2 separate regions of the Homo sapiens genome follow, and region 1 is linked to region 2. The links are chromatin loops, found by intact Hi-C in ENCODE. Cell type or tissue: dorsolateral prefrontal cortex. All regions are shown on one strand. Each heading gives the region's core, and the rest is flanking DNA. Links, peaks and the distances in the headings are about the cores only. Region 1 has its middle 80 kb from the start of CABLES1. Region 2 overlaps CABLES1 (Cdk5 and Abl enzyme substrate 1).

Region 1 (15,996 bases), core at 3,550-11,549, 160 kb after region 2:
GAACACAGAATAATTTGCCCTGTGTGGAATGTCTGGTGAGGGGAGAGGTGAAAGGTTATGTTTGCATTTTTGAAGGGCTCAGTAGGACATAGGGAGCTGGGGAAAGGAGAAAAGAAGAGAGAGAGAGAAGGAAAAAAGAATAATTAAACCACCTGTAGAAAAATGGGAGTCCTTGGTTACAGTATGACCTATCAATTCTACTCCTGTGAATATATCACAAAGAATTGAAAATGGAGACTCAAGCAAGTCCATGTACATGCAGGTAGTAGTAGCGCTATTTACAATAGCTAAAAAGTGGAATTAGGGCAGATGCCCGTCAGTGGATGAATGGATCAGCAAATTGTTGTGCAGCTTCAGTGTCCCTTATCCAAAATGCTTGAGACCAGACATGTTTCAGATTTCCAATTTTTTTTTCAGATTTTAGATATACATATAGAGTATGAGATATCTTGGGCATAGGACCCAAGTCTAAACACAAAATTCATTTATGTTTCATATATACCTTATAGCCAAAAAGTAATTTTATACAATTTTTTTTTGAGGTGGAGTTTCGCTCTTTTCACCCAGGTTGGAGTGCAGTGGTGCGATCTTGGCTCACTGCAACCTCCACCTCCTGGGTTCAAGTGATTCTCCTGCCTCAGTCTCCTGAGTAGCTGGGATTACAGGCATGTGCCATCACACCCGGCTAACTTTTGTATTTTTAATAGAGACGGGGCTTCACCATGTTGGCCAGACTGGTCTCAAACTCCTGACCTCAGGTGATCTGTCTACCTTGGCCTCCTAAATTGCTGGGATTACAGGTGTGAGCCACCGTGCCCAGCCCTATACAGTATTTTTAAAAATATTGTGTGTGACACAAAAGTTTTACTGTATTTTGACTGCAGCCCATCACAGGGGTCAGGTGAGGAATTTTCCACTTTTGTTGTCATGATGGTGCTCAAAATGTTCAGGATTTTGGAGCATTTCAGATTTGGGATTTTGGGATTAGAGATGCTTAACCTGTATACACATACAGTATAATATTATTGATATGGTTTGGCTGTGTCCCCATGGAAACCTCAACTTTAATTTTATCTCCCAGAATTCCACATGTTGTGGGAGGGACCAAGGGGGAGGTAACTGAATCATGGGGGCTGGTCTTTCCCCTGCTATCTCATGATGGTGAAGAAGACTCACAAGATCTAATGGGTTTATCAGGGGTTTCTGCCTTTGCTTCTTCCTCATTTTCTCTTGCCACCACCATGTAAGAAGAGCCTTTACCTCCTGCCATGCTTCTGAGGCCTCCCCAGCCACAAGGAACTGTAATTAAACCTTTTTTTTGTTCCCAGTTTCGGGTATGTCTTTATCAGCAGTGTGAAAACAAACTAATACAATTATTTATCCATAAGAGGTAATGAAGTATTGACATATACTACAATGTGGGTAAACTTTCAAACCATTGTGCTAAGTGAAAGAAGCCACACGCAAAAGGCCACATGTTATATGATTTTATTTACACGAAATATCCATAATAGATTATAGAGATAAAAAATAGATTTGTTATTGTCAGGGACTAAGGGAAAAAGGGAATGATGAGAAACTGCTTAGTGAGTACTGGATTTTGCTTTGTAGTGATGGAAATGTTTTAGAACTAGATAGATGTGATTGCACAAGATTGTGAATGTACTAAATGCTGAATTGTTCTTTAAAAAAGTTAATTTTATGTTATGTGAATTTTACTTCAATAAATTATTTTAAAAAAACAAGAGTCCAGGCACGGTGGTTCACGACTATAATCCTAGCACTTTGGGAGGCTAAGGCAGGTGGATCACGAGGTCAAGAGTTCGAGACCAGCCTAGCTAGCATGGTGAAACTCCGTCTCTACTAAAAATACAAAAAATTAGCCAGTCATGGTGGTGTGTGCCTGTAATGCCAGCTACTTGGCAGGCTGAGGCAGGTGAATTGCTTGAACCTGGGAGGTGGAAGTTGCAGTGAGCTGAGATAACGCCACTGCACTCTGGCCTGGGCGACAAGAGTGAGACTCCGTCTCTAAAAATTAAAAATAAGGCTGGGTGTGGTGGCTCACGCCTGTAATGCCAGCACTTTGGGAGGCTGAGGCGGGTGGATCACGAGGTCAGGAGATCGAGACCATCCTGGCTGAAACCCCGTCTCTACTAAAAATACAAAAAAAATTAGCCGGGCGTGGTGGCGGGCGCCTGTAGTCCCAGCTACTTGGGAGGCTGAGGCAGGAGAATGGTGTGAACCTGAGAGGTGGAGCTGGCAGTGAGTGGAGATCGCGCCACTGCACTCCAGCCTGGGTGAGAGAGCGAAACTCTGTCTCAAAAAAATAATAATTATTATAAATAAAAAATAAATAAAATAAAACAAAACAAAAAACAAACAACAAGGTGGATATGGTCCATAGACTGTAATATGCTAATTCCTTTTATAAATGAGAGAATAGGATGGTTCAAAGGATGGTGAGTTTTTATTGCCAGAGATGTTTATTATTACATTTTTATATTTATTTATTTATTAGAGACGGAGTCTCGCTCTGTCGCCCAGGCTGGAGTGCAATCGCGCAATCTCGGCTCACTGCAGCTTCCACCTCCTGGGTTCAAGCGCTGCTCCTGCCTCAGCCTCCCGAGTAGCTGGGATTACAGGCTCCCACCATCACGCTTGGCTAATTTTGGTACTTTTAGTAGAGATGAGGTTTTACCATGTTGGTCAGGCTGGTCTTGAACTTCTGACCTCAGGTGATCTGCCAGCCTCGGCCTCCCAAAGTGCTGGGATTACAGGCGTGAGCCACCTCACCTGGCATGTTTGTTATTATAATCATTTATCCCGTGAGGGGAAGAAATAAAGCAATTTCCCAGGTAAAATATTAGCAGAGCCAAGAATATTGTTGAGTTTGAAAATGCCTCCAAATCCAACTACGTGAGTTTTGGACAAATTTCAGACTCAATTTAAATCTATTACTCTTTTGGTAAAGATCAAATTCAATGTTTGAGGGGCTTTTGCTATTTTTAGAATGCATCAGATATCTCCCATCCCAATTTTGGGAACTAAAATAAATGTTTGGGGCTTTTTGTGAACTTCCTGTTTCTAAGGAAGAACCTAAGAAAGTCTCATGTAAAGTGTTCCAGAAGCTCTTGGGACATCAAAGAATTCCAAAGAAACAAGGGAATTAGTTCATTGCAGAGGAATCTGAAAGACACCAGATAATTTTATTTAATAAACACACAGAAAACTCCTTCTCAAAGACAATTCAAGGGATTTAATCAATTCGGGGTTCAATGACCCCAAAGTCATGTCTAAGTCAAATATGAAAACAAACTGTGAGAAGACTAGATGCTTACGGAAAGATGAGAAATTCTCGTGTGAACATGGACAACTTGGCCTGATAGTCTCACTGCTATTTTTAATTAATTTTAACAGTTGGGAAATGGGAAAAAAGAGGCTATTTTCAAAGGAGAAGAAGGTAGAAAGGAAATGATGTCTGTGATTTGACTTTTGTGTCCCAGGCCAGCTTTCCCAGGCGACAGCAAGCAGCCCCTAGGTGGCTTTTGCTCACAGAATCGTCATGTTTCAAGTTAGAGTAAGCCCCATTTAGGCTTTCAAAGAGTCACTAACAAGAAGGGTTGCGTGGCATCAGAGTGGCTCATTCCTGAACCATTCCTCCATGGTGAGTTGCTTCCCAAACTCAGATGCTTAGAGTTCTGGGGTGTCCCCCCTTCTTCTTGTAGTAGCAGGTTCTCTCAGAAAACACCAGTCATTATTTACATTTTAGCGTGAATGAGTTTAAGGCGTTGGAAATTTACATTTAGCCAAATATAACTGTGAAATAACACGTGTTGTTCTTGAGTTCTGGTTCTGGGGAGCAGATTGGAAGAATGTTTCTGGGCAGAAGCCTCCTACAGGATCTTGAACATTCACTTTATTCAGGCTACTAACTCTCCCCAAGATGAAGGTTGACCTAGGAAGTGTAAATGTTGTTGGCTTTGTAACTATGGAAGAGAAACTCTTGGAATGAAGGGCAGACACCAGAACACTTTACAATATTTTATGATTGTGGAAGATTCATTTAGTTCCACCTCTTAGGTGAAAAAGTCGTTCATACCCAAAGTGGGAGGAGGGTTATTAGTGATTCATTTTTTTCTATTATACTTTGCTGTATTTTCTGCAATGAGCTGTATTTCTTTAATACTCAGTTAAAAAAATCTAAAGAATGTAAAATATTTTTAAAAACTCATGTTTTCTGGTTACAAACTATTTTCACTGGTGCATCCAAATTTCTATTCTATTTGTCATTGCAGCTCTTCTAAAACTGCTTCTTAAAATAATTGAAATAGGAAAATCACAAAAATTATAAGAACGACTACGGATGCAGCTTTTGGTCAGGCTAATCGATGTTCTCTGTCCACACAATAGTAGAGATCTCGAAGGATTAGATGTTCCAATCACACTGGGGTGCCGAGGGATCGTCATGCTTGGTTAGATTGAAAGAGACAGTTGGAATTGTTCTTGGAACTGTGCTGTTCCTGTGTGGAGACAGTCTTGGAAATAGTTGCCTTTTTGTACCACTCCACACATCCTTCAGCTAAAACACCACAAATACTGTGCTTATTGTGTGCAATCTTATCTCCCTCATTTAATTGTGGAGGGGTAGGGAAAAAGGGGATTTGTCCTCTATGACCATGCTAGTGGTGAATGGATGAATGGGTGGGGACCCCAGGATACTACATCCACCTAAACTTCAATGAGACATGGACAAGAAAGAAAATGATTAGTTGAAATATATTTTGGCCAGGCGTGGTAGCTTACGCCTGTAATCCCAGTACTTTGGGAGGCCAAGGCGGGTGGATCACCTGAGGTTGGGAGCTCGAGACTAGCTTGACCAACATGGAGAAACCCCGTCTCTACAAAAAATACAAAATTAGCCGGGCGTGGTGACGCATGCCTGTAATCCCAGCTACTTGGGAGGCTAAGGCAGGAGAATCACTTGAACCTGGGAGGCATAGGTTGTGGTGAGCTGAGATCATGCCATTACACTCCAGCCTGGCAACAAGAGCAAAAGTCCATCTCAAAAAAAAAAAAAAAATATATATATATATATATATATATATATATATATATAATGAATATATGTATTCAAAAATATATTTAAACATTCCTTTCCCTTCTTATCCATGCCTCATTGAAGTCTGTGTTCATGCAGCATCCTGGGGTTTCCATTCCTTCATCCATATGTACACATTTGGATGAATGAATAGAAAGGCTGTCTCACTGTCCTTCAGATCCTAAGTATGAACTGTTTTGCAAGTTTTATCTGCTCTTCAGTACCCAAAATTTACACTTTTGTTACTATAAACATATACCTCCTAGGTCAGTATTGGTGTCTAGCAGAGGGTAGAAATATTTTGCTGTCAAAGAAAGTTGTTAGGTCTGGCTTTACTTTTGTGAGCTATATAATAAAGGGTCTGTTACTAAATCAGAGTCACTTAGCCTGCACTTTCATCTCGGTGCAATAACAACATGCCAGTCCTTTCCTGCCCCTGCCGTTTTGGATTATGTGAGGGCAGAGGAGGGATGTTTCACAAGACACAGGGCATTCAGTTGTCTTGGAGTTATTGTCTCAGACTGAGATTGGGCTGAAAGCTGCACAGTGTCAGAATGATTATGATTCTCTCCTTTCAGATATTTACACTTTATGGGAAAGCTATCATTATGTCAATGACTCAAGTTTCAAATCTTCCATCAAGATGTCTTTTTTGGGAGGGAAGTTTCCTGTCCTTTCTTGGGCAGCTAGAATCCTTGCCAATGCATTCCCCACCCCATACCTGCTTTGTCTCCCTACAAGCTGTCTGAGACATGTCACCTGTCTTTAGTGGAAGGCCGACTTGTTTCCATTTACAGGTCCTTGAAAGTAAAGCTTGTATCATGGAAGCTGTTGGAGTTTGCACAGAGACTGGCCCATTTGAACTACATATCATGTCTCTGTTCAGATCTGGGTTTCATGTATTTGGAGTCTCACATCTTGCAATAAATACATGACTTTGATAAGCTGCCGGGGTCACTCAAGGGCTAGAACAGATGATCTCTTGTAATCACTATGGTTTAAGAGAGTCCAGCCATCTGTTTCAGCTTGGCACCCTCAGGGTAGCTATGTTGGCCGCATCACCACATTCTAAACCCTTAGCTTTGCAAGGTCAGATACTCAGTATCATCAGATATTCCAGAGCAAATCAGGCTTTGGGGGGCTGATTCCCAGTAACCAAACTCACAAGAGGCTGATGGATAAATGTATCTTATAATGTGCTTGTGAGGTTTAAATGAGTGAGTGGACGTAAAACTTACTTACGTCTGGCCAGGCACATATAGTAAGTGTCTTGTAAATGTTGACTTTTATTTATGTTGTGACCTATCAAACATAGTAGATGCAGCACAGAATAAACACCAACAAATATTTACTCTTGGTGGCTTCCTCCCCTAGGTTCTAGAATCCATACACAGCACCATCCTTCTATCAGGCAGTCAGTCACAATGTGATAAAATAGGTCACTTCAAAAAAAGTATTCCGGTCCTAAGGATGCAACTGGCCCACAATCTCGCGGCTCTCTGGGCTCTTGATCAGCTTGAGAGGCCCTCTTGCTTCCTGATTTTATTTGGCAAAGCTGCTGGACCATATTTACAACCATGTTCAAAGTGCTTAGCTTCTGCAGATGGCTGGTCCTAGCCATTTTATGTTGATTTCTTGTTAACGTCAATTGTGATTGATATTCACCATAGATGCCAGTTTCCCCATGAGCTACATCAGCCAGCTGCCAATGCAAAAGCACAATGCCTACTAATGAACACTCACCGCCTGGACTGCACAGTCATGGTGCTGGACTTGTCTTGTGAGTCCAGAGAATTCGGTGGAATTTGCTCTAGTGCTAACACTTAACACAAAGTTATGCCTGTGGTCCCAAGGAACACTCCACTCCCAATTTTTGTTATGCATTGAATTGCAACACCCCCTCCCATCCCTGCCTATTGAGATAACTAACCAAACTCTTGGGAGACGGAGAACAGAGCCCTGATAAACTGAGATATCTTACATTTCAGCAAGAATAGGGAGAGAGGGAAAGGTCTGGAGCACAAAGTTCTACCCGGGAAGAGACGTATCGTAACCTCAGGTAGACTGCAAGGTGGGGCCAGGGTGGGGGTCAGGTTGCTAGGGTAGCCAAGGGCCAGCAGAAAAGCACATCATACTCCCAGGTAGATTGAGGGGGAATGAGCCTGTTGAAAAGAGGTAGAAAGTGGAGGGGGAGTAGGAAGCTGCCCTTTTTTACTGTAGGGCCCCAGGGTGGATTCTGTCTGTGGAAGATGCTTACTGGTGCTGCCGGTCCTGAAATGAGCAGAGAGATGCAATGTCTTCGGAAGAGAATGCCAGTGAAGAAAAGAAGTTACTATAACTTCAACTCCATCTATCCTTGCCTGCCTAATGGAATAAGAGCTGGGTGTCTGCAAATGGTTAGTCTTCACGGAGTAGAGGGAATCTATCCTCCTCTCCTGAGCTGCATGGCAATCTGTCATCTAGCGGTCTGTGGCAACATGGTAGAGGGATGGGTCATTACTCTTCAGTATCATCCTAAGAGTCATGCAAGACATAACAGTTTCATTTAGATTCTGACTTACAAAGGAAAACACAGGCCAGGAGCGGTGGCTCACGCCTGTAATCCCAGCACTTTGGGAGGCCGAGGTGGGCGGATCATGAGATCAAGAGATGGAGATCCTAGCTAACATGGTGAAACCCTGTCTCTACTAAAAATACAAAAATTAGCTGGGCGTGGTGGCGGGCACCTGTAGTCCCAGCTACTTGGGAGGCTGAGGCAGGAGAATCACTTGAACCTGGAAGGTGGAGGTTGCAGTGAGCCGAGATCGCGCCACTGCACTCCAGCCTGGCGACAGCGCGAGACTCTGTCTCAAAAACAAAAAAAAGGGAAAATACAAACCTTTTCAAGTTTGAGCCAGAAAGTCAATCAGCTAAGGGAAGTCTTCCCTTAGCCTCAGTATAATCAATGTGTCTGGGAAAGGGGTGGAGGGATGTAGGAAATCTCCAAAGGTGCTCTATTCTTCCTTGTCATGAGATCCACGGAGGCCAGCTGGGTGCTTGTCCCAGGGAGCCAGGTCAAATCATCAGTCGGAATGTGCCAGAGCAGCCCAGGGCCAGTGTCTCACGCCTGTAATTCCAGCACTTTGGGAAGCTGAGGCGGGTGGATCCCTTGAGCTTAAGAATTTGAGACCAGCCTGGGCAACATGGTGAAACCCCGTCTCTACAAATTAGGCTGGGCCCGGTGGCTTACTCCTGTAATCCCAGCACTCTGGGAGGCCCAGGCAGGCAGACCACCTGAGGTCAGGAGTTCGAGACCAGCCTGGCCAACGTGGTGAAACCCCATCTCTACTGAAAATACAAAAAGTGGGTGTGGTGGTGGGCACCCATAGGCTCAGCTACTCAGGAGGCTGAGGCAGAAGAATTGCTTGAACCTGGGCGGCGGAGGTTGCAGCAAGCTGAGATCGCACCACTGTACTCCAGCCTGGGTAACAGAGTGAGTCTTCATCTCAAACAAAACAAAACAAATAAAAAAAACCCATAAAAATTAGCTGGGCGTGATGGCATTTGCCTGTAGTCCCAGCTACACAGGAGGCTGAGGCGGGAGGATCCCTTGAGCCTGGGAGGCAGAGGTTTCAGTGAGCCAAATCGGGTCACTGCACTCCAGTCTGGCTGACAGAGGAAGACTCTGTCTCAAATGTGCCAGAGCTCCTGCCTCCTGCAGCTATAAGACTCTGGGGGCATCTGTGGCCACTCTCATTTTTCCTAGTCCAAGGGGACCCTCTCTGTATCTTGTCTCCAACATCTGAGTTGTGTCGCTAGAGCTAAAACCAGTCTGCTCTCCTTCTTGCACCTTCACTGGCAAGTGAGAACATTATTCTCTGGGGAGTGAGAACATTATTCTCTGATTGTGTACATGGGAGTCCCTGCTGGCGGCAGCAACAGGAGCGCCCCTGCCAGCGACAACGACGCGGAAGGGCAAGGCTGTCTTTGGGATGGAGGTAGGGTTGCCCGGCAGGGCTCCGAACGCCAAGAACCCTGTGACCCACATTGTCACACTCCCATTTCCTCCCTATGGTAGTGTAAAAAGGGAGTTCCTCAAAGTGCAGCCCTTGGCATCTTCACCCATAGGCAAAAGTCTCCTCTGCATTTATTAGATAGCAATGTGGCAGTTTTTAAGCTGTTGGCTCTCAGCAGAATCCCCCGCTCTATACTCCACCTTGATGCTGAGACGGGGTCTGCACCCTCTGTTTCTCTGTCACCAGCAGGAGCCCTGGCTGCTCTGCCTATAGAAAGCCCTAGGGGGAGACTGACCAGTTGAAGCGGGGAAGGATTTGCCTTTTCCCATGTTTCTTGCTGTTGCTGTCATTGTTACCACAGCAACACTAATTCACCTTGGCAGCAACCAGAAACGGATTCCAGTAGCCAGAAGTTCCAGTTTCCAGTTTCTCCTACACTGGCCAACCTCAGAGACACCAGCCCCAGCCCGGCGCCTCCTCCAACTCCAGGTCCTAATAATCCAGAGGCCTCTGTTCCCCCAGCCCCAGGGGTGGTAGCCGCCTCCTGCAGTTACTCTCCTTTCTGCCTTACGGCATGTTCTCTCCTCACCTTTTCAGTACTCCGAAACCTGTTTACCTGATTGCTATTGTATGTGATCTCTGTTAAAATTACACAAAATAGCATGGCTTCTCTTTTTTTTTTTTTTTTTTTTTGAGACAGTTTGACTCTTGTTGCCCAGGCTCATGCAACGTGGCGTGATCTTGGCTCACTGCAACCTCCGCCTCCCAGGTTCAAATGATTCTCCTGCCTCAGCCTCCTGAGTAGCTGGGATTACAGGCACCCGCCACCAAGCCCGGCTAATTTTTGTATTTTTAGTAGAGACAGGGTTTCGCCATGTTGGCGACGCTGGTCTCAAACTCCTGACCTCAGATGATCCACCTGCCTTGGCCTCCCAAAGTGCTGGGATTACAGGGGTGAGCCACCACGCCTGGCCGCTTCTCTTTTCTTGACAGCACTCTGCCCGACACAGGTGGCTTTTTAAAAATTCAACCCACTAACCTTCATGGAAGACAGACCTGGGTTAGGCTCTGTGCTAGATGCTGTGGTTACTAAACAAAATGTGGTCTCTACCTCTGAGGAGATCCATGTGGAGTTACAGTAACAAACATCTGTATAGAACTCTAGTTTGCAAATCTCTCTTTAACATAAAGTTCCACTTGATTCTTACATCAACATTACAATATATTATTTCCACTTACAGATTAGGGAATTGCAACTAAGAGATGCCAAGTAACTTTTGCAAAGTCACACAACTAGCAAAAAGAGAAGTCCTTGACCTTGATGCTGCACTTTCCTGGACTCCAAAAGCAATCAGTTAGTTTAATTGGAATCTGATGTCTTTGTAATTTCTCACTCTGAATTATTCTTCACTGTTTAAAGTGAAAGATACTTTGAGGTACTTGTGAAAGTAAGGGAGAAGGGGAAAGAAGACAGTTTCCAAGTGATCAAAAGATAGTCCCGATAGTGAAGATTGTCGTCCTTTTCATTTTTCAGTTTGTGGTCTTATGCATCTCAGGTCCAGGTCTCAAAGGACCAGAGCGTCTGCACCCAACTCTTGCATTGCCCGGGTCTCCCACTGGATTAGGAGTTGGGGGTGGTGGGTGGGTACAAAACTCTGCTCTCATAATCTCAGAGGGGGCAGGAAGGAGGGGAGGGGCTTGGGACAAGGAGTGAACACTGACTGGACACCCTCTCCTCCCTCTCACATCCCCCTGGCATAGCTGCAGAGCCCGACTGAGGGGCCAGGAGGGCCTCCTCTTCTTCCTGACCCTGAATTTAGTCTTATTACATCTTCAAATGAGGGTAGGCATACAGTTATATTTAGTGAGTGCATATACTGAAACCATCGATTTGTTAAATGTGAACAAAATATTCTCATACTTTTGGTAACTCTCTTTAGGAAGTCTCCTCCTGCTGCTGCCTCCTCTCTCTCCCTCTTTCTCTCTCTCTCTCTCTCTCTCTCTCTGTCACTCTGTCTCCATCACTGGCCCTAGTAGTTGACCCTTCCTTTAATTTTATAATAAGTTTGTATCAGTTGGATAACGGTTTCTTAGTGGAGCCTCCATTGACAGTACAGTTGCTATTTCAAACCATTCAAAAAAGTTACAAGCAAGTGGTGGAGAATATTTTGAGATATTAATTGAGGTTTCTTTTCTCCAGGCTTTCTTGTACCCATTAACCTTCTCCCACCACTGGAGACATAGGGATAGAATTCTAAGTGTGCTGCTCTTAGGAGACAGCTAACAAAGAGACAAATTCTTGGCTCTGTGGCTGAGCACGGTGGCTCATGCCTGTAATCCCAGCACTTTGGGAGGCCGAGGCAGGCGGGTAGATCACAAGTTCAGGAGATCGAGACCATCCTGGCTAACACGGTGAAACCCCGTCTGTACTAAAAATACAAAAACAAAATTAGCCAGGCATGGTGGCAGGCGCCTGTAGTCCCAGCTACTTGGGAAGCTGAGGCGGGAGAATGGCGTCAACCCAGGAGGCAGAGCTTGCAGTGAGCTGAGATCGCGCCACTGAACCCCAGCCTGGGCGACAGAGTGAGAGTCCATCTCAAAAAAACATTCTTGGCTCTGAGTTCTAAAATAGGGTCTTTCGATGCACAGCAAGGCAAAAAGTCTTTTTTTTTTTGAGATGGAGTCTTGCTCTGTCGCCAGGCTAGAGTGCAGTGGCATGATCTTGGCTCACTGCAACCTCCATCTCTCGGGTTCAAGCCATTCTCCTGCCTCAGCCTCCTGAGTGGCTGGGATTACAGGTGCCCACCACCATGCCCAGCTAATTTTTTGTATTTTTGGTAGAGATGGGGTTTCACCATGTTGACCAGGCTGGTCTTGAACTCCTGACCTCAGGTGATCCACAAGCCTCAGCCTCTCAAAGTGCTGGGATTACAGGCGTGAGCCACTGTGCCCAGCTGGCAAAAAGTCTTGAAAGCCAAGACTTTCCAATGTAAGAGCTGGGTTTTTGGTTTGTTTGTTTTCTTTCGAGATGGAGTTTGGCTCTTGTTACCCAGGCTGGAGTGCAATGACGCCATCTCGGTTCACTGCAACCTCTGCCTCCCGGGTTCAAGAGATTCTCCTGCTTCAACCTCCCGAGTAGCTGGTACTACAGTTGTGCGCCACCATGCCTGGCTAATTTTTGTATTTTTAGTAGAGACAGGGTTTCGCCATGTTGGCCAGGCTGGTCTCGAACTCCTGACCTCAAGTGATCCACCCGCCTCGGCCTCCCAAAGTAATGGGATTACAGGCGTGAGCCACTGCACCTAGCCAAAAGCTGGGTTTTTGAGGGAGAGAAGAATGAATTTGAACTGTACAAAATTTGATGCTGGCTCTCAATCATCAGTGGCTTTAACATCCAAGGTGTGCCAGAGCTGGTTTGCACCAGTTCAAGAGAGCCAGTGTCCAGTGACATCACAGAGGTAGCTGGAAATCAACCATGGTGGAAGGTTTATGCCGTGAAAATGGCAAACACGATGAAACAGGGCTTTTTTTCCCAAAGAGTTCATTTTTAAGCATTTGCCAACATATCACTGCTTTATTCCACAAACATGTGATTCAAAACAATGAATGAGGCCGACTGGGCATGGTGGTATGTGTCTGTAGTCCCAGCTACCCAGGAGGCTGAGGTGAGAGGATCACTTGAGTCCAGGAGTTTGAGACCAACCTAAGCAACACAGCGAGACCCGGTCTCCAAAAAAATAAATAAAGAATGAATGATAATGTAAGAGCAATTTCTGCCCCTATCTGGAGAAAAATCCCCCAGATAGAGGATGGAGTGGGGGTGAGGAGAAAAAAGCAAGGTTGAACTGCTGGAGGAGATGCTTCCTGGGCTGAACCCAAGGGGACTGGGGAATGGGTTTAGTAAAACTCCCAGACTAGGCTGATGATGTGAGGCCAAGAGGATTCTGTCCCACTTCCCACCTGCAACTCTGTGAGAGGATGGCGGCTGCCTAGAGTGGGGTGTGGTCAAATGGGCAGAAATGACAGCAGGGCAGGTGGAAGCATAGAGAGGCCGAGAGACTCTGTCTCTCTCCCACTCCACCCGCCATGCCTCCCTCTACTTGTGTGAAGCCTGGGAACACAGGGAGCCTTCCTGTCTGCCTCCAGGATTGGCCAGATGGGCAGAGACATGGAGTGCACAGGCCAGTGGGATTGCTGACCTCACATCTGGGAGGCTGGGCTGTCAAGACCCCTGGGGCCAGCCCATAGCAGAAAAAGTCAATAGGGAGAAAACCAGTGAGTGTGGATTAAGATCCCCCTCTTGCGAGACACAGGTCCCTGCAGCTCAGGCATTTTCCAGAATAGTGAGGGAGAGAGAGAGTCACTAGTTGACTGTTTACTGCAGGAGACATTGGGTTACCTTTAATTGGTAAGATGTCATTTCCTGTTGCTGGGCAGAAATGGTGGCTCATGAGATAAAATCAGTGAAAGGAAAGGAAAGCTAAATTTTTTTCCCCCGGGCAACTTTTAAGACTGTAGAATTAAATACCAAATACATTTATGAACTATATGATGAATATGCTTTCTTTGGTTTCTTCTCCTTTCCTCCTCCTCCTCCTCCTTCTTTTTTCTTTTGAGACAGGATCTCACTTTGTCACCCAGGCTAGAGTGCAGTAGTGCAGTCATAGTGCACTGCAGCCTTGAACTCCAGGGCTCAAGTGATCCTCCTGCCTCAGCCTCCCGAGTAGCTGAGTAGCTGGGACTACAGATGTGAGCCATCACACCTGGTTAATTTTTTTTTTTTTTTTTAAAGACGGGGTCTCATTCTGTCATCTAGATTGCAGTGCAGTGGCACAATCTCGGCTCACTGAAGACTTGACTTCCTTGGCTCAAGTAATCCCCCCACCTTAGCCTCCTGAGTACCTGGGACTACAGGCAGGCACCACTATACCCAGGTAATTTTTGCATTTTTTGTAGAGACAGGATTTCACCATGTTGCCCAGGCTGGTCTCGAACTCCTGAGCTCAAGCTATCTGCCTGCCTTGGCCTCCCGAAGTGCTGGGATTACAGGCATGACCCACTGTGTCTGGCTAATTTTTTTCGCTTTTTTTTTTTTTTTTTTATTTGTAGAGACAGGGTCTTACTCTGTTGCCTAGGCTGGTCTTGAACTCCTGGCCTTAAGTGATCCTCCCATCTCATCCTCCCCAAGTGCTGGGATTACAAGTATGAGCCACCTTGCCTGGCCGGCAAAAAGTCTTTCTTCTTTAGTAAAAACTTCTAAGAAGTTTTTCTTCTTTACTATGTTTTTTATTTTACTTTTTAGATAGAGTTTCACTCTTGTTGCCCAGGCTGGAGTGTAATGGCAGGATCTTGGCTCATTGCAACCTCCACCTCCTGAGTTCAAGCGATTCTCCTGCCTCAGACTCCCAAGTAGCTGGGATTATAGGCACCCGCCACCATGCCCGGCTAATTTTTGTATTTTTAGTAGAGATGGGGTTTCACCATGTTGACCAGGCTGGTCTTGAACTTCTGACCTCAGGTGATCCACCCACCTCGGCCTCCCAAAGTGCTGGGATTACAGGCGTGAGCCACCTCGCCCAGCCTAGTTTTGTTTTGTCTTTTTGTTGTTGTTGTTGTTGTTGTTGTTTTACACAGAGTCTTGCTCTGTTGCCCGGGCTGGAGTGCAGTGGTGCGATCTCGGCTCACTGCAACCTCTGCCTCTTGGGTTCAAGTGATTCTTCTGCCTCAGCCTCCTGAGTAGTTGGGACTACAGGCACGCACCACCATGCCCAGTTAATTTTTGTATTTTTAGTAGAGACGGGGTTTCACCATTTTGGCCAGGCTGGTCTCGAACTCCTGATCTCGTGATCTGCCCACCTCGGCCTCCCAAAGTGCTGGGTTTATAGGAGTGAGCCACCACACCCAGCCTTAGTTTGGTTTTTAATAGTGACAAATATGGGAGAATATAAGAGAGAGGAATACTTCCTTGCTTCACTCCCTAATGTTTTTGTGGTTGTGAAGAGTTGGTGGGGAGTGGGGAGAACAGAGATGTCATGATTTGCCATCTACTTCCACCAATGAACAAGACAAGATTTATTTGTTTATTGATTAATCAGTTACTTTTTTCAACAAACCAACTATTTAACCCAACAGCAGTAATGTGCTTTTAAGAACATTATTCATCACGTTTAATTAATGTTCTTCATTAAAATGTTACTGGTTTTCGTGGTTTTATTTATATTTTATAATTATGTGAAGGTTATAAACATACGGGATTCATGCCTAGTTTATGTTTGTACTCTTTTTTTTTTTTGAGACAGAGTTTCGCTTTTGTTGCCCAGGCTAGAGTGCAATGGCACGATCTCGGCTCACTGCAACTTCCATGTCCTGGGTTCAAGCAATTCTCCTGCCTCAGCCTCCCGAGTAGCTGGGATTACAGACGTGCGCCACCATGCTCAGCTAATTTTTTGTGTTTTTAGTAGAGACAGGGTTTCACCATGTTGGCCAGGCTGGTCTTGAACTCCTGACCTCAGGTGATCTGCCCGCCTCGCCCTCCCAAAGTGCTGGAATTACAGGCATGAGCCACCACGCCCGGCCCTATGTTTGTACTCTTTAAATAACATAATAAAAATAATTTAAGGCAACATTGAGGGCCTACAGGAAAACATTTTCTTCTTTAAGAAGGGTCTATAGGCTAGGCGCTGTGGCTCACACCTGTAACCCCAGCACTTTGGGAGGTTGAGGTGGGCAGATCACCTGAGGTCAGGAGTTGGAGACCAGCCTGACCAACATGGAAAACCTCGTCTTTTTTTGTAAAAATATTTTGTAAAAATACAAACTTAGTCGGGTGTGGGGGTGCATGCCTGTAAATCCCAGCTACTCGTGAGGCTGAGGCAGGAGAATCGCTTTAACCGGGGAGGCGGA
Region 2 (15,996 bases), core at 3,721-11,720:
TAATTATATATATCTATATATCTAATCTATATATATCTATATATAGATATATATAGAGAGAGAGACAGAGAGAGAGAGAGAACGTGAGCACTATATTCATAAACATAGCAATTCTCGAAAGTTTCAGAAACCTTGCTTCTACTCACCCAACACATAAAACCAGAGTGACCACTACTTTCTGTGCACAGTGCTGCAGATACCTTGAGGATTAAGATGCAATCCACACCCACAAGTGAAAAATAAGTTAAAATGTATATTATAAGCCCTGAGACAGGAAGGGGCTCTTAGTGGAGCTGGGGGTGGGGGAACAGGTGCTGGGGGGCACTGAGAAAGCTGCCTGGAGGGAGGGCTGAGTATCCCCAAAGGTGAGGAGAGCCTGATGCATTAAGGAACTATGGGTAGCTTGCTAGGGCTGAGAGAGGAGCTGTGCTGAGAGAGGGCTGGAGAGGAACGCCAAGGCCAGAGCCTCAAGGGCCCTGTTTCTGTTAAGTCTGGGGGACCACAAAGGAGGTTTTAAGTTAGGCCTGACTGAATCCAGAGCTCCTGGGCTTTGGAAATCCGTTTGGACATCTATGCAGTCTCACTAGACACTGTCTTGTCCTTAACAGGAGCACACCTATGGGGAAGGAAGGCACCTTCTAAGCTTCTTAGCGACCCGTGGTTCCCTGAGGGCTCCCTCCTCGGCCAGGCTTGGATCAGGGGCTTGAGTTCTCCCTGATCTGGGGTTCTTCAGTCTCCCCAGGTTCAGTTTGGGGACAGGCAGATCTTTTGGTGAACCACTGTGGCAGAGACCATAGACTAGCTCATGATACCCAGGTAACTGTTAAAAACTACATTTTCCAGGCTCCCACAGGGGGCCTAGGTTCTGCTAAGTGGAAGCACTCATGGGAAACCTGGAGGTGGAAGTAACACCTGGGGAGATCAGAACTTCTGGCAAGCCTAAGGTGGGGGCCCCAGATGGCAGCGTCAACAGCACTTCCATGGGAAGAGCCCCAGGGTATGGCTGTAAGTGGGTCCTGGCTGTGTTACCCTCACTGTGTTGGTCCTGGGTGTCTGTGCTGGTTTCTGTCTGTCCTGGAAATCCTGTAAGGTACCTGAAAACCACAGCCCCACACCCCAACCATCAGAGGGGACTCCAATGTCTGCAACTCAGGACACTGAGCATACACTACCCTCTATTCCACGCCTCTGTGTCTCTCAGAGCCACTAGGGGTTCATGCTGCAGGCAAGACTTTGAATTCCTAAAGTAAAAGAACATGAAGACGGACAGTTATCAGAAGCATCTCATTATATCTAGCAGACGATTTCCTATCGAATTCAAGCAAACTCTGTAAATCAAACAATATTTTATGAGCAGTTTAGAAAGCTCTGTGGCCCTGCCACAAATCCTTTTGTGAAGTGAAGACATGCCTGGTACTGTGATAAGGAATCCTCTAATGCAACAATGCTGCACCCTTTCTCAAAGAGAAGCGTTCTTCATGTATGGTATCAGGACATGAGAAAGACCCTTACTGCTCCCTAAATGGCTTCCTGAAGGTGCTCAGGGGGCAACTTGGGTGTATCGGGGAAAAGGTGCCAGGGAGACTCGAGCTGGCAGCACTTCAGGGTCATGAGCCAGGAACACCCACACCTCTGCAGAGAGCCAGTGCATCAACACCATACAGACACCAGGAGAATTTCACCAGCTCCACACACTCCACACACCTTCCTATTCTAAAGACGACAAATATCCAGATGGGGAAATTACACAGATTATTTTTCACTTAAGACTCCACCCAGAGATGTCTGGTATTTGCCTTGGGAGCATCCAAGTCTGCAGGGTGAACCAGCAAGCTCCAAAGCCTTCTGAAAGCTACAACCCATCAGCTCAGCAGCTGGTGTCCCCAGAGGGCAGCCCGTGTGTGGCACACCTATGAGAGCTGTGACCTCCGAGCTCCATCTTCACCAAAATGCATACCAGTCAGCCAGTGCTGCCTGCCTGTACTGGTCCCGAGCCAGCACACCCAGCCCCAAAGGCGCGATCATGAAGGGAAACACACTTGGTTCTCAAGTGTGCATTCCAGCTTCCCGGGCTGAACCGGCTCCACAGCAGCAAACACAACAGGGCAGATCTGCGGCCACACTGCCTGCCCCCACCTACCCCCACCTACTGCCACTTGGGCAGTTGCTAAGCCTTTCTCAGCCCCTAGCCTCAAGTAAAATGGTAATACTGGCACCTGCCTTATGAGGCTGTTGGGCAGATGAAACGAGTGAGCGCATATAAAGCATGTGGACCAGTGCCTGGGATGCCATACACTGTAAGCACTATTCAGGATGTTTCTATTATTACCTCTATTTATCACATTCACACACATGCTTGACTGCACCCTTCGTTAATCCTAGAGAAATGTGCTTTTCTCTCAAATATCCACACCCATACATCACGGTAAGGAAGAGCATGCTGGAGACTGCGGTGGCTGTTAGATACTCGGGCAGTCTGCTTCAAGCAGCAGCTCTAGAGATCACTGTGAGGCCGATCCCTTATCAGCTTGGTCTAAACCTGGTGGCATGCAAAACGACCCCAAACATTTTCCAGTGTTCCCAAGCCCAGGGTGATGAAGCCCCTAGCCTCGCGGCCCACACCAAGAAAAAATGTGCCCAATACAGTGGCAAGAAGCCACCAGATCTGCCCATTTTTAAAAAATCTCAATTTTAAGAAACTCAATGAATATTAATATTCAGGTAGGTGCTCGAGAAGTTGCTGATTATTGACAGATGGGGAGTGTGGACAGTGTGTTTCATTCATAAATTCCTTGTTCAACACAACTTACTGCTTCTGCATCAGCAGCACTGACAAGAATGAGAACAACCTTTTGCACTCACAGGGTCCTTGTAGTATCTGGTTAAACATCCCCATTTTATAGATGAGGGGTCTGAGACTCAGGAGGGCTAAGTGATGGGCCCATATGTCAGAGCTCACTCCTGTCCCCAGCCCTCTCCCCTGCCCCTCACTACAGTGGTCTGGATGCTGAGTGTGGCTGGGAAATGGGACTCCAGCTTGAATAAGGCATCACTAAATCTCTCAACAGGGCAGGCCCTGCCTGAGAGTTCACGAGGAGCTGGATCATCCGCTGGCATCCTCAGAAGTCAACGCTGAGGATGCAATATCCTTTCTCATGTCTCTAAGGTCTCACACTTCCAAGTCTAACTGAAGAATCGCCTTCGCTGGGCACTACATCGGATCCTGCCATCTGAATTCACCCAACTCCTTCCTCTGCTCTAATCAGACATTGCTTAGGACTCAATGTTTTTGCTATTTTGTTTGATGATTGGTTTACTAGCTTATTCCCGTCTCCTACTCAGACAGAGGACCAGAGGGATGGCACGGAGAGTAGGCTCCACACACAGAGAGACATTTTCTCTTTCACCAGTGTACCCAAGGCAGGATGGCAGTGCCCAGCACACAGTAGGTGCTCACCAGGCTGCAGGTGAGTGAATTCTGCTGTACAATGGTAGCCCCTAAACCTCCACATAGGTGGCATGCTGGTATGGCAAGGCACTTGCGGGGGGGTGGGGATAAAGAAATTTTACATAGCAAACACCCTGCTTTTACTTAACACTGTACATTTACTATAATTGTGGGTGTTGGTCAGGATTTGTGGGCAGCTCCAGTGTTCTCCAGTGCCTCCCTGCCCACCCTCCATTGTCTTGGGATTGGTAACTCATTCCTCCCCACCCCTTCCCCAGCCTCCATCAGGGCCTTAATTCGCTGGGAGCAGAACAAGTGACCTAATGCATAAAAGAATGAATGAATAGGTAGTATTATAGAAAGCCCTCCTAAGGTTGGTCTGTCTGCTTTGATCAACTAATGTCAGAATCCACAATCAGTGTTCAAGTTAAAGCCAAGAACAAAATGTGGAGGCCATGGTGGGAGGCAGGGCAAGTGAGGATGCGGGAGCCAGGGCAAGTGAGGATGCGGGAGGCAGGGCAAGTGAGGATGCGGGAGCCAGGGCAAGTGAGGATGCGGGAGGCAGGGCAAGTGAGGATGCGGGAGGCAGGGCAAGTGAGGATGCGGGAGCCAGGGCAAGTGAGGATGCGGGAGGCAGGGCAAGTGAGGATGCGGGAGGCAGGGCAAGTGAGGATGCGGGAGGCAGGGCAAGTGAGGATGCGGGAGGCAGGGCAAGTGAGGATGCGGGAGGCAGGGCAAGTGAGGATGCGGGAACCAGGGCAAGTGAGGATGCGGGAGCCAGGGCAAGTGAGGATGCGGGAGGCAGGGCAAGTGAGGATGCGGGAGGCAGGGCAAGTGAGGATGCGGGAGGCAGGGCAAGTGAGGATGCGGGAGGCAGGGCAAGTGAGGATGTGGGAGGCAGGGCTGGGAAGCTTGAGTGCAGCACAAGTGGCCAGAAAACAAACCCAGAAAGTTCAGGCCACCCCGACAGATGCTTTCCATGGGAAGGAGGCTCAAGTACCCAGCAGACGAACTACGAGATTCCTGTTTTTAGAACTTTCTTGTGATGAAGTTGGAGCTGCACATTAGCCCCTTAATCGGTGGGGTGGCGGGGGTGTTGTGCTTGTTTGGAATAATCAGGCCCATGTGGCTGGGTCCATGTGCATGAGTACAATGGAAACATGGAGGCCAGAAAGCATGGCCCGGCAGGCTGGGGCAGCCCGGGTCCCAAATTCCGGTGTTGCTGACTCTGCCAGGTGTGGGGCTGTGGGTGAGCTTCGCCCCACTGTGCCTCAGCTGCGAAGCAGGAAGGCCTTTCCACCCCTGAAATTCTATGACTTACGTCCCAGTCACAAAAAGAACTTCAGCGTAAAAGTAAAGGAATTTTCCACTGTGGAAAGGCATTAGTTAATATGTACATGAACTGAAGTTGTTTAAAATATGTGTGTGTATATATTTATTCGTATATTTACTAGTAAACTTTTACTAGCATATACTTACTAGTACATTTTAATTTGAGCATAGTTGTTTCCCAATTAGTAAAAAAAAATTTAAAAATCATAATTATGGTTAAGTGGGTTGTTTATAAATACAATGTCTGCTCATTGAAAAGTTTAAAAAGCATTCTGCTTCTTAATCCTGCTGCTACATCACAATATTTGGAATTGTGCTCAGTGTTTCTTGGGTGAGTACAGAGGTAGACTGTGCTGCAGAAACGAACATGTTCTTTTCTGTTAGGTCTGACAAAGGACCTGAAGATTTTTTTGTTATAGAAAAAAATCCTCTTCTAGCTGGGTACAGTGGCTTACACCTGTAATCCCAACACTTTAGGAGGCCGAGGCAGGAGGATCACTTGAGTCCAGGAGTTTGAGACCAGTCTGGGCAACATGGCGAGATCTCATCTCTACTAAAAATTTTAAAAATTAGCTGGGTGTGGTGGCGCGCGACTGTAGTCCTAGCTACTTGGGAGACTGAGGCAGGTGGATGGCTCGAGCGTAGGAGTTCGAGACTGCAGCGAGCCATGTTTGTGCCACTGCATTCCAGCCTGGGCAACAAAGCAAAATCCTGTCTCAAAAACAAACAAAAACAAAAAACAAAACAAAAAAATCCCTCTTGTGCACCTTGGTTTCCTCATCTATAAAATCTGGAGGAATAGTGGATTTGAATCTGTTCACACCTAGGATGTAAAAGGTGGGATCCCACACACTCATTTTGCTTCTCTGTCCAGGGCCAACACAGCAGCCAAATCTGCTGAATATCCTATGCAGTGGCCCTTTCTGCAACACAGGAGGCCTTCCCAAGCAGCAAGAAGGAGACCCAGGCATGAACAGACACTGTTTCCTAGCACCAACTGGCTGCCACCTAGCATTTCCCTGAGATGTTGAAGAGTGGAGGGCCACGCATATCCACAAGGATGTCCAGTGGAGATGGTCTGAGTGCCCTCTTCCTGGGTAATTTAAGTTAAAACAGCTTCCTAATGGCTTTGCAGAAATGTCGTTATCTTCAAGTTAATGGTGTGAGGTAGAAACTTCCCCATTCTACAGAGGAGCCAATGGAAGCTCACAGAAGCTAATAAGTAATAAAAATTCTAAATCTCCCAAGTTCTTCACAATGATTCTTTTTTACTGTCAGAAATATGGGGTCCTTGCTGAGTGGGCCCTAGCACTTCTCTGCATGCCACGTGCCATGCTGGAAACCTTGGATCCACTCACTCCTGGGAGCTACAGTTAACCTCTGGGAGGCAGATACCAGAAAAGCTCCATTTCGCAGCAAGGTTTCTGCAGATACAGAACTTATCTTGCCTGTCTGCCAGTGTGGGTCATGGAAAAACTTACGGCTGAACAGACTGGGGATTAAACCCCCATTCTGGCCCAAAGTTGATGTTTGAGATTTCAACTCTTAAGGATGGATCAGTGATGTCATCTACAAAATGGGGATGAGCACTTGGGTACCACAGTGAGGGCTACCCTACCCCAGACCTTGGGGAATAAAACGAATATGGACACTTCAAAGACAAGTGTGGAGAAGCCAAATTAAAGAAACAGAATGAGTCTTCAGCCAGGAAGATTCAAGGATTGCTTGACTGGGTATCTCCAGCATGTATTAAAAGTTGTAGTTGGCCGGGCGTGGTGGCTCACGCCTGTAATCCCAGCACTTTGGGAGGCCGAGGCGGGCAGATCACGAGGTCAGGAGATCAAGACCATCCTGGCTAACATGGTGAAACCCCGTCTCTACTAAAAATACAAAAAATTTAGCCTGGCATGGTGGCAGGCGCCTGCAGTCCCAGCTACTCAGGAGGCAGAGACAGGAGAATGGCGTGAACCCGGGAGGCGGAGCTTGCAGTGAGCCGAGATCGCACCACTGCACTCCAGCCTGAGTGACAGAGCAAGACTCTGTCTCAAAAAAAAAAAGAAAAAAAGAAAAAAAAAGTTGTAGTTAATTGTGTGTGTAATTTTAATGTGTCTCCCCTGCTAAGCTGTTCAGGGGCACACGAACCCAATCCATCCTTCTCTGCCTTTGTCCCGGGCACCTGGTCACATGACAAGCACTCAATAAATGAATGAATGAGATGGAGCTAAGGAAAGAATGTGTCAATCAGAGAGGTCAGCCAGGGAAACCCAGAGAAACGAGGCTGATGTCACAGTACCATCCAAGCTCTGGCCAAGAGAGGACCTGCTGGCAAAGAGCCTGCTACTGATAATACAGACACCCTGGAGGTGTATGCCCAGGCTGGTCACACTCAAACATTCTGGGCCCTTCGGCTACTACTTGTAATAAGATGAATTAACTGGCCTCTGGGGTCACACCAGGTCTATGAGCTGGTATGAGCTAATTTTGTCAAGGAATGAGCCTGCTCTTCCAATGTAGCCAGACCCGGGGCCACAGCAGGTAGGTCAGTCAAAGAGAGCTGCCCGAAAACATCTCTCTGGGCAGCCCACTGGCCACTAGATGGTCCTTAAACCTCCGAGCTGCAGGATTTGCTGCTACTTTTTCTAGAACACCTACTTTGCAAGGTTTGGCTGTAAGGATGTAAATAATGAAAAAGACGAGCTCAAAGTGTGTGCCTAACAAACAGTGCCATGATTATCGCTCCTTAAGGCACACATCTCATCAATGACTGAGTCAGGATTCCATGAATATAGATGTGTTTTCTGTCCCATGGAGCTGACAATGAAGAGTGCAGCTAAGGACCTTGGTGAATCGAATAGGCCGTAAGTCTAGCACATCTACAGGGGAAAGGGGAGGTCATGGTGAGCAGGAAGGCCTGGGGTAGAGCTCACGGAGATGGTGGAAGATGAACACATGGCGAATCAGCACCAGTGGCCATACGGCCCTCCTTGGGACAGTGGTCACATGTCTGTGGTGTGGCTGGCACAATGACCAGACGCCACAGCCAACATCCCATGATGCTTGACTTCTTACGCAGTGAACTGTCCTGACTTCGATACCGGTGGCAGCCTGATGACAGACACCGGATGCATGAAAAGGCAAAAGGAGCACAAGGAGGAAGGAACACGGTGTTCAGGGATGGCGATGAAGAGCGGAGGCTTTGCAAGGACGGACCCTCAGGTACTTACTTTTTTTCAGAGTGAAAGGAGGGGCTTGTTGATCTAGAGAGGGAAGCATTCCTCTGGCCTGTAGCTAGTTACCTAATCTCTGGTCCTGGAACCCTTTTGCTTTGATGTTTCTCTGTGGTGGCAGCTCCAGCTTGCTGGTCAGTTTCCAAACCCAAGCCCAAGATGCAAGGAGGTGGAATGGTCACAGGGTTTGTTCTGATTTCTTCCTTGACCTACCTTTTTTCCAAAGGTTGGCATGGCCCTGTGGAATATGGTGGGCCCCATAATGTTCTTGCTAAAGCAAGTATTGGATAAGGTAACAAAATGTAGATTTAGAAAGAACAGGCAATAGGATGGGACACACACGCACACACACAACGAGGAAGCTTTCTGGCTGAAAAGAAAGTGGAACATCTTTTTATCATTCCAGTGTACAAATACTGAATTTGCAGTATCAAAGCAAGGCAACTTCTTGAAAATGGAAAGGATGGCCACATTATGTACATTGGTGTGAGATCTTTTCACCCAGAGAACTACAAAGCATGCATGCATATACATACCCGACTTGGGTACTGTCGCGATACGGCAGCACTGAAAATATACTACAGAAGGATCTTCTGCCACTGATAAGGACTATTCTAAAAAATAAAAAGAAGAACAAACAACAAACACACTAAATGCAAAGAATCAAACTAAAAAACAAAATCTATAGCAATTAAGCATTCATGGCATTCATAGCAGTATTTGCACGCTCCCACCACCTCCTCTGGCAGATGGTATTCTGCTCTCCTTGCAAAATGCAACCCCAGCGTGGCAGAAGTGGGCTGCCTCTCCTCATCCCAATATTAACATGTGAGACACCAGCAAGGGTCACTAATGAGTACACCTGCACCCCTTCTCCTGCAAGACCTGCTTGCTGTGGGCTGCACATGCAAGAGGGAGCAGACAGATCTGAGTCCAGGGTGGCCAGGGCTGGGTGAGCAGTCATGCCACATTTAAACCATTGATTTCTATTTTGCAGTAAACAATGTGAGAGCAATAGCACCAGAAACTATGAGCAGGAAAGACACTCAGAGGCCATTATGATCATTAGGTTTTTCATCTGCTGGCAACATGTTAGGTTCTGAGAATAGATTAAGGGAACAATTACATAATCAGTCTTAGCCTCCATTCCTGCTATAAAGATACTACTGGAAACAGCTCTACATGATGGTCTTATGCAATCAAAAGCCACTTAAAAAAAAACATTAAAACAAAAACAAAAACCCTCAAAAGCACTTATCCTGGCATCTGAGAATAACTTTTGCCAAAGGGAACTGCTGATGAAAAACTGGAGAAATGAGTGGAAGAGATTTAAAAACAACATTCTTTGTAGCACAAAGTCAATATCACATCATATGGGGAAGCTTATTTACTTTTGTCATCCTTTCTTTCGACAACCATAAGACCAGGGAAAATGGTTCTACTACTACATGCATCAGGGTTTGGAGATTTCAACTTTGTTGTAACACTATGAAATTAAATCGTCCTGGGATGTAGTCCGGTTCCCTGGCACGGCAAACCAGGCCCTGTGTCTCCTGCTTTCTGTCTCTCCAGTTTCAACACCCACAGAATTTCCCTGATTTTACCGTTCTACCCGTGCTGAAGTACTTACAGCACCCCCACCTTAACAAAAAATCCTATCCTGCTGTTTTATACTTGTGTTCTTTGCATGCTATTTCTTCTGCCTATATGCCCCACCTTGAAACACCCAATGAACTCCTATTTATTCTTCCAAACGTAGCTCAGAAGTACCCCCTCCACGGAGTGTTTCCTGCCCCTCTTCATGGAGTTTTTTGTTCCCTTTTTGGTGCTGTCTCCAATTCCCCATTCAGACGTCCAGGAGGGCACGGATGTGATCCACACTGCTGATCATTTGCCTCCCTCCTTTACTAGAGGGTGAGTCCGGGCAGGGGTTTAGTGCGTGGTGGCCCCTCCATCTATGCATGGGTATTAGATGTCACTGAAATGCAGTGTGGGCCTCAGAGCAGCAACACTTGAATATCCGTCATGGGAGGGCAGGGCTGCAGGCATCCTATGCAATCAAAAGCCACTTTCGGCTTTTGGCACTTTTGGTGTCAATTCCATAGCAGTTCATATCCCCAGTGGTTAATGGGATGGGACCAAAGTAACACACTCAGCTTCGAACACCAGCTGTCACTTTTGTTTGACCTCGGTCAGCTTACTAACACTTCTGAGCCTCATTCTGCCCTTCTAAAAAATGGGATAAAATTAGTAACTATCTTATTGGAATGCTGTAAGAGTACATGAGCCCATACTTGGAGAACCCTCAGAAGAGCAGCTGGCAAATAGTACACACTCAATAAATATGAACCATCTTTACTGCAGACCAGCTGCCTGGGTTAGGATTCAGGTTTTCCAGCCTAGTCCATGGACTCAGAACCTCTTCAGACCTCTGTGCTAAATACCCAGGCCTGCTCAGACCTGAAAGGCAGTGCTGCCAGGACAGCTGAAAGACCCCATGCATGGCTGTCTACATCGGAGTAGCATGAGATGTACACAGAGATGCTACTGAAGGGAGATGCTGCTCATCAGATACCACGGGCCCGGACGCTGGTCACTGTCAAGGACAGAGCATCATGTCCAGAGTGGACTGTCAAGGCCTGAAGGGCCAGGGGTTACATGAATCATGAGCACACCCTGCTGAACACCAGCCAGGCTCCTTGGGCTTGCCTGCATGGAGCCCAGCAACAGAGCTTCTCATGCTGCAGTGCCCCTGTAAATTTACCTACAGAGACGTAACAGCCAATACTTATTAAGTATCGATTACGTGCCAAATTCTAAATGCTTTAACTGATGAGGCACGTCGAGTTGGTGATGTGCCAAAGGAGATGCACCAGCAGGTGGGGCAGGGTGGAGATTGGAACTTGAGCTCTTTACCACTACGAATGCTCTTCCCTAAACCTTACTAGAAAAGCCTGCCCCTTGGGGGCGTGACTGGGTACCCACGGACTTTTTGGGTACTAATAAGTCTGCCTTCATCCAGATGTTCTAGGCCGGCTTTCCAGCCTGGCCTGTGGGTCACCATGCCCAGTGCAGGGAGGGGCAAGAGGGTGACAGATCACACACCCCTGACCTTGGAGCTGCTGGAGCCAGGGGAGCCCTGCTCAGCCTGGACCCCTTCCCAGATGGAGGGGCAGAGGCTCTCCACACCCTCACTGCCACTCCCTGCCATTTACCCAGGACAAAGGCCAGGAGCAACTCATTCATGTGTCACTGGGCATCGATGTCCTCTGCAACACAGTGGCAGGAATGTGTTGAACAAACTCCACTGGCTTAGCGATGCTGCATTTTCCTCACTACTCATGCTAAGGTGTCCTTCCTTCCCACACACTAAGTTTGTTTGGACGTATTTAATAGAACAAGAAAATGAGAGAATATAAATGCAAGTGCAATCCAAGTCTTCTTTCCCATCTTTCAACCACAAGGTGCCTATCAGTAAATGGGCTGCTTGTTCTATTAAGTGAGCGCTCACTCTGGGTGGTCCGCACCACTATATCTAGGAGAGGCTGACAACATGCTGCTCGTTCCAGAAAAACATGTTATTTTACCGCATAGGTCAAGTTTAGCAACTATGAATATGGACTGTTTCAACAATTCCAGTAGGGTTGCTACTTCCCTGGTTGGCCAGTCTCAAGCGGCTGGAGGGAGGAGGGAGTATCACACCTCCTTCCCCTCCCTTCTCCAATCATTTCATAGACCCTCAGTTTCTGCAGGGGCCAGAGGAGGAACTCACAGCAGAGACCCGCACAGAGGCTCTGCAGACGGTTTGCCAATGGAGCTTCCAAGAACACATCATACGTGTTTCCTGAAGTAGTTCTGGCATCTGGGAGGGACTGCAGGCGTGAACCACAGCAGGCAAGTAGCAGCAAGTGATGGCTCCCGTCTTCTTGGCTTCTTACACTGGGAAACCTTGAACAGTATGGTTCTGATAACAGGTCCCATGTGATCAACCGTTATGTTTAGAACCTGTGGGGTTCATGTGAATTTGCAGCTTTTCTCTTTATAAACATTAGGGAAATGTCCATGGTAATGGAGATACACAAGAAGAGAATCAGATGTTTGCCTCCTGGAAGGTACCTCTATTATTTGAGAAATAATTCAATCAGATGACATAAACAACAAGCACAGTCCACTTCCAATGTCAGACATTGACCACCCTCATGTCTTTGCCTCCAACCACGGCGGTTCTCTTCTCTTACACTCAAATGGCATGCAAAAAGCCCAAATCATTTCCCCCACCTGTGACATACAACACTTTACTTGGAGTTGAGATGACCAGAAAATATTACGTGAAAGATTATGACTTCAGAAGAGGAATTAATTCCAGGGAGATGGATCTTTAAGGAATTAAAGGTCACATTTCCACATGAACATCGGCCAGAGGAAAAAAAATAGCAAAGGAAAACATTCCCTGGGGCTATAGCCCACATGGACAAAGCATCTTGGGTACACAATGCTTCCTGAAACTTCCAGGGATCCTCATGAGTGCTCGGAAGCTAACGGAGCACCGTCCAGCTTTCTTTTTCACACAGCCTCATTGTCATGCTCTTAGGAAAGTGCTTCTGGTATGAGGGATCTTGCAGCTTCAGACCACAAAGCTTCCACAGCCACAATTAGCTCACAAGATGCTGAGTGTCCAGAACAGCCAGGAGATGCACAAGGACCGCCCCCCCGCAAGGTGACAGAGCACCACGGGCCACTTTTCACCAAATCTGTTTTTACCCCCTCAGCCCAGCACTGGCAATGTCTCTCACCAGCCACGGTCCTCAAGTATTTCCTCTTTTGCCAAAAAACCGGAGCCTTGTTCTATTTCCAGCCACCTGGGGAGTCTCTGTTGGTTGTGAGAAGGTCTCATCTCTTACAGGTGAAATGTTCCATTACAACAGAAATATTCTCTTAAGGACATGAAAACAAGCAACCAAGTCCAAGAGGCAGAGGAAAGAAAATCACATCTGCAGTAACGGCGGGGTGAATACAGTGAAGCCCAAACACAGCCCAGGGGTGTCCACAGCCCAGGGGTCTGTATTAGGCACTAGGCACACATGCAAAAATTCTGTGGTTCATTCCCTCCATGCCCAGGAAGCAAGAAAGAATACGCCTACAAAGCTGATGTTGTGGGTTCAACTGTGCTCCCCAAATGACATGTTGGAACCCTAAGCCCCAGTACCTGTGGTTGTGGCCTTATTTGTAAGTACAGGTGTCCCCCCTTATCCACAAGGGATGTGTTCCAAAACCCCCAGGGGATGTCTGAAACCACGGATAGCACTGACGCCTGTATGTACTATGTTTTTTCCTTTGCAGTCATTTCATATAGGGCAGGTAGCGAGACCATGTAGATATGCTGGACCAAGGGCTGACTCATGTCCCAGATCAAACAGAGTGGGAGGGTGAGAGATTTCACCATGCTACTCAGAATGGCATGCAATTGAGCACTTATGAATTGTTTGTGGAATTTTCCATCTAATATTTTCAGACCATGTGGTTGACTGTGGATAAGGAGGGACTGCTGTAGTGTCTTTGCAGATGTTATCAAGTAAGGATGAGGTCCTACTGGGTCAGAGTGGGCCTTCAATCCAATGGCTGGTGTCCTTACAAGGGGCAAGAAATTTGGAGATACCTACACATGCACGAAGGGAAGAAGGCCATTAACAGTGGAGACAGAGATGGAAGTGATGCAGCTACAAGCCAAGGACACCAGGGCTCACCAGCACCACTGGAAGCTGGAAGAGTTGAGAGCTGATTCTTCCCCTGGGGCTCAGAGGGAACATGGCCCCCGCGCTTCCAGTCTCCACAACAGGGAGAGAACTCCTTGTTGTTGTCTTAATCACCCAGTTTTGTGGCACCTTGTAGGGAAGCCCTGGAAAGGGACACAGCTCTCCCTGGCATGGCTCTGGGCCATGCACCCCAGCTCAGCAGGTCCTCTGCACACCACACTATGAGTGCTGTGCACAGAGACGGTGAAGGCATGAAGGCCAATGTCCGGAGACAAATGAATATTATGAAATTTGGAAAACTCATTCTCTTCCCAGCTCCACTCTGACCCCTTTTCCCACAGCCGTTCCTTCCTCCTCTCACAATGCTTTATTAAAAGCTGGAAGAAGGGGACTTGACCCCTTTCCGTCTCTTCTGAAGAGCTGGCAATGGCATAATGAGAGCTGAACGAAAACACCACCACCACCAACAAAATGTTCTTGTTTACTCTATTTAAATGCTCATGAGCTATTGGGGGGACGCTTTTCCTCCTTAGGAACAACTCCCCTCACTGTTGGATGTGCCTCATCTGAGTACAAGGGCAAAGTGGAGAATTGGTAGGGGCTCCAAGAACATTCTTCACAGAGCGATCTGTTCCTTTCTGCCTGGAGTTGGAAGGAGATGCTAATCCAGGGCCGGAGCTGGGAAGAGAAGGGGTCCCGTGGACAAGAAGGCACTAGAACAAGGAGCCTGAAAGTGCTGGGGCTGGCCTAGGAGGAGGAGGCATGGGATTGTAACAGGTGGGAACAGGAGGAAGGGAAGCACGGCTTAACCCTGTAAAGTGTGGAGCTGCACAGGGCATCTGGAGCCAGGGAACTGGGGGGCATGAGTTAAATGGTCTGATGCATCTGAGAATCTGTGCTAAGTAGCCCACAAATACCACATGGTGGTACTGTTACTGGTGGAGGCATTAGTCTTCTCTTCATGACTATGACTGCCACCTCCACCACCACACTTCCATGACCACTAAGATCACTGCTACCACAGGACATACTGCAGGCAGGCCTCCCCACCTGCTAAGGAGGCACACCTTATCCTACAACCTAGGGAGTGGCAAATTTCTGATAAACAAGTTACATAATCTTCCTCTCCTCCCTCCCTCCCTCACACAAATATTTTCTGAGCACTTAATCCATGCCAGACATTGTACTAGGTGCTGGGGATCTGATGATGAATGGCCCAGCTAAGAGCTCCCTCCTTGCAAAGCTTAGGGGTGGTTGGGAGATACCTCCATGCAGAGGTGTAAGTTCTCTGATGGGAACTAGGGGGCGCTACTGAACACACAGGAAGAATAACCCAGCCTAAAGGAGGCAAGGTGGGCTTCCTGGAGCAAGTGATAACTGAGACCTCAGGGATAAGTGGCAACCAGTCTACAGTGAGAAGATATGCTGGCGGGAAAACTGGCATGAGTCAAGGTTGGGACAAAGAGCATTCAGCCTATTCAAGGAACTGAGTGAATAATAAATGTTCACGGACCTCCACGTGCCTGACTCACCAGCGTTTCCACTCCCCTCTGTACAACGCTTTGACCAACACCCCTGACTCACGCAAAACTCGGGCTGGCAGGCTGTTCGCCACCAACCCCCACTGAGCTGTGCACTTACTAAGGGTCCCTTATATATGACCTAATCCTGTTTATGTCAGTTGTATTATCATTTATATTTGTACTTGTTTATTAAAGACTGTGCACTGCTGGGCACCGTGGCTCACATCTGTAATCCCAGAACTTTGGGAAGCCAAGGTGGGAGATGACATGAACTCAAGAGTTTGAGACCAGCCTGGGCAACATAATGAGACCTTGTCTCTACTAAGAAGAAAAAAAATCAGCTGGGTGTGGTAGCACACGCCTGTAGTCCCAGCTACTCAAGAGGCTGAGGTGGAAGGATTGCTTGAGCCCAGGAGTTCAAGGCTGCAGTGGGCTATGATTGTGCCACTGTATTCCTGGGTGACAGAGCAAGACCCCGTCGCAAAAAAAAAAAAAAAGGTGCACAAACTAAAGAATGTGAAAATGAACAGAAATGCTGTTTAAATTTTTTGTTTAATACTGGATGCTTTAAAAAATATTCACACAAGGCAAGTCATTGAAAAAAATTGCAGTTGAAATAGGAATGACCAAGACTGTAAAAGATTAGGAAAAAATTGTAAAAATCCAAACAGATTTTGCACTTAGATTCTTGGGCCACTTTTGAGAAGTCCAAC

Evidence for each region. Peaks named below come from ENCODE experiments on the same cell type or tissue, not always from the same donor. Only the 100,000 strongest peaks of a DNase experiment are listed, where the experiment ranks them.
Region 1: it touches region 2 in a loop (2.6-fold over the local background); 1 of 110 quality-filtered maps calls a loop at or near these places.

Annotation. Positions count from the first base shown.
Region 1 is chr18:23,047,393-23,063,388 of GRCh38, reverse strand. No RefSeq gene overlaps it. Among named protein-coding and RNA genes, the nearest start is that of CABLES1, 80 kb to the left of the region's middle. In dorsolateral prefrontal cortex, for the core only: no CTCF peak of the experiment used is centred there; no DNase peak of the experiment used is centred there.
Region 2 is chr18:23,206,602-23,222,597 of GRCh38, reverse strand. CABLES1 (Cdk5 and Abl enzyme substrate 1) reads right to left here. Exons shown (of 10, transcript NM_001100619.3): 4 at 8,544-8,621. Among named protein-coding and RNA genes, the nearest start is that of CABLES1, 79 kb to the right of the region's middle. In dorsolateral prefrontal cortex, for the core only: no CTCF peak of the experiment used is centred there; no DNase peak of the experiment used is centred there; H3K27ac peaks cover 5,119 bases.